Regions from separate parts of the Homo sapiens genome. Here regions 1 and 2 are each linked to region 3. A link is a contact called in ENCODE Hi-C or POLR2A ChIA-PET data. All regions are on one chromosome and are shown on one strand. Each heading gives the region's core, a stretch centred on a gene start or an enhancer-like site at or near the end of the contact. The rest is flanking DNA. Distances are from core to core; before and after follow the strand shown.

Region 1 (2,700 bases), core at 28-2,527, 310 kb before region 3:
GACAGAGCGAGACTCCATCTCAAAACAAAACAAAACAAAAAAACAAAAAACAAACAAAAAACCCATCAATACAAGTAGAGCACACAGTAGGCACTCAACGCATGTTGGCTGTTATTATGTTTGAAATAATAGAAAGCTATACAAGGTGCTCCAGCCTGGCCAACATGGTGAAACCATGTACTAAAAATACAAAAATTAGCTGGGCGTGGTGGTGCACCTATAATCCCAGCTACTTGGGAGGCTGAGGCAGGAGAATCACTTGAACCCGGGAGGCGGAGGTTGCAGTGAGCCCAGATTGCACCCACTGCACTCCAGCCTGGGTGACAGTGCGAGACCCTGCCTTGAAGAAAAAAAAAAAAAGAAAAAGAAAAAGAAAGAAAGAAAGAAAGTTATACAAGGTGTAGGAAGAGTGTGGTGAACTCTGAGGCCAGCTCAGCATTTTATAGATGAGTAAACTGAGTCCTAGAGAGGTGGCGTGGCCTGCTCTAGGACACAGAGCATAGCCAGGACTCGAACCAGGATTCTAGTCATTGTATAACTTTAGAAGGCATCTTTCACTTAGCCTACAAGGTGAATGGCAGCCCTGAAGGTCTTTAATGTGGTCACCCTTCCTTCTACCAGTCTGCCTGGCCCTGGGCAGTGGGAGGAAGGAGAATCCTGGCTGGGGTGAGGGTCCCAGCTCCCATCAGCCAGAAGCATAGCCAGGTTCTTCCTCGGAGCCCTGGGGGAGTGAGAGGGCATGGGGAATTGGGGAGCCTGCACTTGCAGATCCGCCACCCTTGGCCGTCTCCTCGGCGGGTCTCACTCCTGGCTCTCACCAGCCTCCTCCAAGGTCTTCTCGTCATTGTCTTCACTACATTCTGTTGATTATATTCTGTTAATCATGTTAAATACTCTCTTTAAAAACTATCTGAAAACGCTCTTTGAGAGAATGTGCTAGGGGAATTTCCATGGCTCCCTTCCTCCCCGCCATGTCCCCTAGAGGCTTTTCTGCCTTTGCCCCCCACCAAAACGCATTAGTCTTTCTTCTCCCTCTCTGGGGGGAGGCATCCAGTTGCCAGAAACACATCTGAGATGGGAATTAGCTGCTCTCTGGGTCAGCAGGGTTTGCACACGGCTCCTGCCCAAGACAGAAATAGCTGCCCCAGGCATGGGGGAAGGGAGGAGGGGAGGGGGCCGACATCAATTTCCCTGGGGGTTCTGTGCTTTGGGTTACCTAGTCACTTCCTCTTCTTCTTCACAGTTACCCGCAGGAAGTGACCAAGTGCCATAGGTGCAGGGGATGCGGGTCCTCACACTCTCTGGCAGGGTGCCCTGGTGGCCTCTGGCAGACACCTGCTTCTCTGAAGCCTGGGGAGGTGGTGGGAGGGGACAGTGCCCAAGGAGCTGACAGTGCCACCTCCCTGGGCCGTTCCACTCCCTCTGAGCAAACTGGGAGAGCCACAGAGCTGGGCTGGGAAAGGATGTCAGTGGTGTGTTCGTGTGTGCATGTCTGTGTGATAGGGGTGACAGGCACACAGAAGCAGGGCCTGTACTGGTTCCAGACTCTGCAGCCAGATTGCAGGGGCTCCCGTCCCACACACGGGACAGACTCACCTCCCTGAGCCCCTGTTTCCTCATCTATAAAACATGAACCAGCGCGCCCCTCACAGGTGGGCGTGAGGATGAGGTGAAATGAATACATGTGAAGCACCCAGAATGCTGGGTAAATGCTAAATAAATGTCAGCTGTCACCATGCTTCTGCTGATGCTGACGTTATCATTATTACGATACTGTTGTCATTGATGTTATCGTTACTGGAGTTACATGGACCCAGTTCCAGCACCAGCTCTGTTTCTCACTAGTTGTGTGGTTCTGGGCAGTGCCTCCTCGAGAGTGTGGAAATAACATTACCTGTCTCATGGGGTGGCTGAGAGAATTAGGGGCAATGCCAGTAACTCCCTTTGGCAGGGACTGACATACAGTAGGCCCCCCACTGCCAATACAGGAGCATCGCCCTGGTGGCGGGAACCTAAACCAGCACTGCCCTGCCGCACGCCTGCAACACCTGTACTCCCAGCCACGTGGCCAGGCACTTTGGTAAGCACTTGTAAGCGCATGCGTAACATAATCCTTGCAACCACCCAGTGAAAGAGTCATCCCCATTTTCATCCCCGTTTTCCAGATGGGAAAACTGAGGCCCAAAGGGTTAAATAACGGGCTCGAGGTTTCCCAGTCAGTGAGTGGCAAAGTGGGGATTTAAAACGTTTCTGAGTTTCCACACATAGAAACAGCAACTCCCTGAAGACTCAGTCACCCCCAAGTCCTTAGACTTACATCAACAAACTCCTACTCAGGGTCTGCTCTCCCCATCCCCAATCCTGCCCCAAAGTTGGGCCCGGGCACCTTCCCTCTCTCTCCCCACTCCCTAAGACCCTCCTTTCAGGGACAGGAGGCCTGGGTTCTCCTCTGTAGCTGCAGCATAGTCTTCTTCTGCAGCTGAGGTGACACCCCCTTCCCTCTCTTGGTGCTGCCCCCAGCCAGAGATCAGCAATATCTGAGAAGCTCTGTCGCTGCAGCTCAGGGATTCCATAGGCCTTTGGGGAACATGGGGACAGGCGTCTTCCCAGTCCCTGTTGCCCAGGGCAGCACCAGCCACTGCAGGGGGCAGCTGGGCACAGCACTGCAGGGCTCTGGCAGGAGTGACCTCCACTGCCACC
Region 2 (2,700 bases), core at 19-2,518, 400 kb after region 3:
GCTCGAAAGTTTGTATGAGCACATACTTAGCAATGCACCCCCCCCAAAAAAGTGTGTTTTTAAAGCAGGTCTGGCGTTAGAAGTTAGACACAAGTTCTGCGGCCTAAAAGGAACAACCCCAAACATGCCACCCTACAATCAGACACTTCCAAAACACAGTGTACAATGAGCCCAAGCCGTCGGATCAGACAGGCACACCGGAAAAGTCAACCTGTCTCCTCACCTCAGAGACATGAGTTTAAGGTGTGTGGCCCGGGCAGCGGTGGCCGGCGGCGGGGAGTAAAGGTTTTTCATGCGGGCATAACTGGGTGTGTGCAAGGTAACAACCCGGGAACACACACGCACACCCTCCCGTTAAGCGCTCCATCTTTAAGGAGTGTTTACTGCGCGCAGTCAGCAACCGGATTCAATAATCCTCGCCACGGGAGCTCTTCATCCCCTTCACGATCTCACCTGGGCGGTAGCCCAGGGGCTGTTCCCCGAGCCCCGGGAGGCAGCGTCTGGCTCCTTGACCAAGACTTTCCGACCTGAAATCCGCCTGCGATGCGAACCGGTGTATTCTCCCCTCCACAAAACACCACCCCCCGCCCCGAGTCATCCTCGGCTTTTTAAACAATGTCCAAACCAGAGCAAGTGGTTTTCCAATTACTCTCCCTGAACTAGGCCTTCCCATTCCTCCGACCCCCAACTCATCATTGATCGCGACCCTGGCCCTTCCCAAGGCCACAGGCACCCCCCGCCAGCTCGCCCACCCCGCGGCTGCCCAGCCCGGCCCGCCGCCCCCCCTCACCTGTCAGGCGCAGCTTGACGGGCCCGTTCCTCCGGCCTCCGGGGTTAGACATGTCCCCGGCGGCGGGGGCGGCGGGGGCGGCGGGCGGCACGGGGGCGACGGCGAGGCGCGGCGGAGTCACCACAGCGGCCGGGGCTGGGGCCCGAGCAGCCGGCGCCTCGGCCGCCACGGCCGGAGGGTCCCGGATGTGCCGAGAGTCGTCGCCATGAGCCGCGGAGGGAGCGGGACGCCGAGCTCCCCCCTCCTCCCACTTCTCCTTCCTCGGCCCGGGCCGCACAACAAAGCGGCAGCCGCGGCCGCCCGCGCCGCCTCCGCCCGCGCCCCCGCCGCCTCCTCGCGGCCGCCGAGGCCTTTCCCTCCTCTCGTCTCGGCGAGGCCCAGTAGCCGACGGGGCTGGTCGGCTGAAGCGGGCGGTGCTCGGGGGCGCCGGAGCAGAACTCTGGGCTCGGCCGCTTCCTCCTCCACCCGCCCTCTTGTCTGAGGGACCCGGGACCTGGGGCCGCCGCCGCCACTCGTCGGCTCCGGGGGGCGGGGAGGAGACGGGAGGCGGGGCCGGCGGGGCGGGGCGGGGCCGGGGCGGGGCCGGCGGGCGCGCGCAGGGTGCCCTGGCGGGCACCGGCAGTCAGGGAGGGTGTGAGCTGCCGCCGAGGGTCCCACGCGGAACGCTGGGAGGGAGCAGGCAGGGAGCAAAGCGGCGGCGGGCGCGGCAGCTCTGTGGCACCTGGAGGGGTTTACTGTCCGGGCCACTTAAGGGAGAACTTTTGTCCAAGCAGGGCCAACTGCATTTTATTAGACGCCCACTGCGTGCAGGGCGCTCCGAGAGGCTGGGGCGAGGAAGGTTAGAACCGAGTCCGCTGCCTGCCGGGAACTTGGCGTCTTTCGGGCGAGGGAAGAGAAAGCATTCCCACGCCGATGGTTCCAGCAAAACCCCAGGAATGCTCTGCTCCTGGTCTTGTAGTTGACACCTCCATCCGGGACTCACCTGGTGGAGGAGATCAGGTTACCTGCCGACTCCCGCTCTTTTCAGGTGCAGCCAAGGATGGGGAGATGATACGTCTTAAAGGATTAACAAGATAAACCTTGGAGAGTAATGTATGAAGAGTTGTTCATACGCTACTGTATTTCGTTATCTCAGGAGGAGAAAGAGAAAAGTTTTTAAAAAATGTGTACCTTATCCTTTGACATTGTAACTGTACTGCTAGAAATTTATTTTTTATTTTTTTGTTTTTAGACAGGGTCTCCCTCTGTCGCCCAGGCTGGAGTGCAGTGGTGCGAACACGGCTCACTGCAGTCTCAACTTCCGGGGCTCAGGTGATCCTCCCACCTGAGCCTCTGGAGTAGCTGAGACCACAGTGTGCACCACTACGCCCCACTAATTTTTGTATTTTTAGTAGAGACATGTTTAGTAGAGACGTTTAGGTTTTCCCATGTTGCCCAGGCTGGTCACGAACTCCTGACCTCAAGCGATCAGCCCGCCTCGGCCTCCCAAAGTGCTGGGATTACAGACCTGAGCCACCGCACCGGCCCTATTCTTGACAAATAATCGTACAGAAGATGTTCTTTGCTATATTCCATTAATAACAAAAGGGGAATGAGGGAATAGCATAATAGTCCAGGAACCGCATGGTTTTTTATGCAGCCATGTAACTATTTTTATGAAGATCATATAATATGGAAGAATGTATATGTAATGCAAAGTTTAAAAACAGAATAGAAGTTGTATGCATATACATGCGAAAGTATCTAGCACAATGTAAACTACTAAGGACAATAGCGTGGGGGATTTTTTATGTGATTCGTTAGTTTTGCTTTAGGCTATTATAACATTAATGCAATTTTAAATGTTTTGGATTAATATATTTTAATCCTTATTCCATGCCAGTCATTTCTTTTAATACATCAGTGAACTC
Region 3 (2,700 bases), core at 31-2,530:
ACCTGCCCTCCATTTTTCCTTATTGTTTTCCATATAAAAGTCACTCGTTGTTTCCCCTCCAGCTTACACCTGGCTCCTGAAATGACTCCTCTGAATCCTCTGAGAATCCTCAAAACATGTAAAAGCCTCATTCCTTTTAATGCATGTGCAGAGCGGTGATGGTGTGAAGACGCTGGCACTTCAAACGTGAACGTGGCACGAGCCCTGCCCTCAAGGAGCCCACAATTTTCCCTCAACTCTAAAAAAGGATGTCCTCCCTGGACAGTGTCTGTAAAACACAGTGACAAAGTACTTCATAGCTCTGGAGAAAGAGCGAGGGTGGAAACAGACTTTGCCCTTACATTTGACGCCCAGTAACCATAACAACCGATGGTTTAAGTAACTATCAACCCACTGAGGGGCTAAGTTTTCCAAAAATCGTTTTCAAAAGGGGAAGACTCCCCTGCACCAACTCCCATGGCAGCCGTACGCTCTAGGCAGCGTGTGGTGCAATGTGGCCAGCCGTTCCCCGCCTTCTCCGGTTCCACCGTATGGTTTCCGTGCTCAGCAGCCAGCAGCGACGGCGTCCACGGCCACACCGCCTCCCCGCAAGGCACCTGGCGCTAGGCCTCAGCCCAATGTCACTTGTTAACCTTCCGATCCCCCGGATTTCGGCACGCCGCCGCCTCCCTGCTAAAGCACACAAACCACCCCACCGCCACCCGCGTTCTCCAGGAGTTGGAGAAAAACCACCGGGGCGCATACAACCTCTGACAGATTCGAGTAAAAGTAACTGCGGTTCTCGACTTTCAAGCATTTCGCGTCGCCGGTGAGGGGGGCGGCAGGAACCCGGGGCCCCATTCATAAAATTGCAAGCCGTTTTCCTCTAGTTTGCGCGTGACGGTGCCTCCCTGCCCGGGGCCGGGGACCGCAGGCTGAGGGGACGGGGCCGGCAGCTCCTCCCGCCGGAGTCGAGCCCGAGCCATCCGGCGGGGCCCCGAAGGAAGGGATTGCCCGGGGGTGTCGCGGGTGGGCGTCCCCTTCAATACCTGAACCATGACAGCGGGGTGGGGGGCCGAGCCCCGCCACGCCAAGGGCCGCCGGACCCGACCGGTACTTTGAAGCCCGCGGGGTCGATCCGCGCCCAGCCCGGGCCTTATCCGCGGGGCGCTCCCTCCACCGCCCCCGCCTGGCCCTGAGACTGCTCACCCAAGATCCGCTGGCTGCCTCATTGTACTATGCCGGCGCCCGTGCTCCCGGCCGCGCGACTCCGGCTTCGGCTGGGGCACCGGCCGCGGTCCTGCTGCCCTGCCGCCCGCCCGCCCCCGGGCACACGCCGCCCCGCCCCGCCGGCGGACCCGCCCCGCGCCCGCGGCCGCCGCCGCCAACCAGAGGGCGCGGGGGCGGAGCAAACGGCACGCCAGGCCCAACCAATCCAGTTCTACCGCGCGCCGAGGTGAGGCCGCGGAAATGGGGGAGCGATTTGTCAGGTCTGTTAAAGGGGCCACCGCCCTTGGAGCTAGGGAGAGGAGTGGTGGGGAGGGTTACCTGGAAGAGCCCCAGGTGAGGGGGACAAAAGCTTCACTCTCCCAACGGGGCTGCACACTGTCCCCAGCTCTTTGCACTTCTTAATTTCCTCTTCCTGCAGTCTAGCAGCAACAAGTGCCCTTGAGACGAGGGCTGGGGGTTGAGGTGGGGTGACTGAGGCGCGGAGAACCAGGGGTATCCCCCTGGGCAAATTCACTCGATTTGCATTTTAGAGGGCCATCAGACGTATCTATCCCCATCCAACTGCAGACATTGATTTAAAAAGGCAAATTCCCAGTTTCCCGCATTATGTACTTCCCCCACCTGACTACCACACTACCACATCCTATCCTGAACTAACTCTGTTACTAGTTTTTTTGTTTGAGACGGAGTCTCGCTCTGTCGCCAGGCTGGAGTGCAGTGCCGTCATCTGGGCTCACTGCAACCTCCGCCTCCTGGGTTAAAGCGATTCTCCTGCCTCAGCCTTCCGAGTAGCTGGGATTACAGGCGCGTGCCACCATGCCCAGCTAATTTTTGTATTTTTAGTAGAGACGGGGTTTCACCATGTTGGCCAGGATGGTCTCGGTCTCTTGACCTCGTGATCCGCCGGACCCAGCCTCCCAAAGTACTGGGATTACAGGCGTGAGCCACCGCGCCTGGCCACGAGTTCTTAGAGCTTAGAACTTATATAGTATTAACTACTCATTTTTAGAGAGGCAATATCTGAGGCTCAGAGAGGTAAAGTGACTTCTCGAGGTAAATTCTCACTTAGAATGAGCTTCCTGGGATGGCAATGCCCATTGTGCATTTATCTTCTGCGAACCTGGGTTGGCTGGCAGAAGCACTGGCACATAGGGAGAGTTCCCCCTTCCCCCGTAGTCCTTGCCCCTCTGCACTTCCCACCCACCACAAGAAAGGACCAAGACAACAAACAGATGTGTCAGTGTGTCTCCTGCATTAGTGGGTCCCAAATGTCAGATCTTCAACGTCAGATCATCCTGGAGGGTTTTAACATGAAGATCTCTAAGTCCCACCCCAGAACCTGTAATTCAGTAAGTCTGAGATGGCCTTCGACACCCCTCCCTCCAGGTGATTCTAATGCAAGTGGTACAAGGACCACACTCAGGTGCGTGTTTTGAGTCTATCATAGTCATGAAATTCAAATTCAATTGGCAAAATGAAAGCCAAACTCCT

Evidence for each region. A loop is a pair of places that touch in the nucleus more often than their neighbours do. ChIA-PET counts read pairs that join two places held with the same protein, here RNA polymerase II (POLR2A). Pooled maps may share reads with other maps.
Region 1: a loop to region 3 is called in a pooled map, with 2.6 times the contacts of the local background. The contact joins the enhancer-like site here to the promoter of TEX2 in region 3. A Hi-C loop is called at or near these places in 4 of 50 pooled maps. POLR2A ChIA-PET finds 5 or more read pairs at or near these places in 4 of 52 experiments (WTC11, activated CD4-positive, alpha-beta T cell and activated T-cell).
Region 2: a loop to region 3 is called in a map of CD8-positive, alpha-beta T cell, with 6 times the contacts of the local background. The contact joins the promoter of SMURF2 here to the promoter of TEX2 in region 3. A Hi-C loop is called at or near these places in 4 of 168 maps with a recorded cell type or tissue (CD4-positive, alpha-beta T cell, CD4-positive, alpha-beta memory T cell, CD8-positive, alpha-beta T cell and 1 more), 2 of 37 single-sample maps with no recorded cell type and 10 of 50 pooled maps.

What each region holds. Positions count from the first base shown.
Region 1 is chr17:63,953,339-63,956,038 of GRCh38, forward strand. The region is part of intron 13 of SCN4A (sodium voltage-gated channel alpha subunit 4); the gene reads right to left. Among named protein-coding and RNA genes, the nearest start is that of SCN4A, 18 kb to the right of the region's middle. Within about 2 kb of position 1,278, at least 8 of the 41 ENCODE cell types and tissues checked have a DNase peak (open chromatin) inside an H3K27ac peak, as active enhancers do.
Region 2 is chr17:64,661,039-64,663,738 of GRCh38, forward strand. SMURF2 (SMAD specific E3 ubiquitin protein ligase 2) reads right to left here and starts at 1,269. Exons shown (of 19, transcript NM_022739.4): 1 at 791-1,269. The coding sequence starts at 842. RefSeq lists silencers at 763-962, 1,013-1,412 and an enhancer at 1,563-2,121.
Region 3 is chr17:64,261,980-64,264,679 of GRCh38, forward strand. TEX2 (testis expressed 2) reads right to left here and starts at 1,281. Exons shown (of 12, transcript NM_001288732.2): 1 at 1,189-1,281. RefSeq lists a silencer at 869-1,478.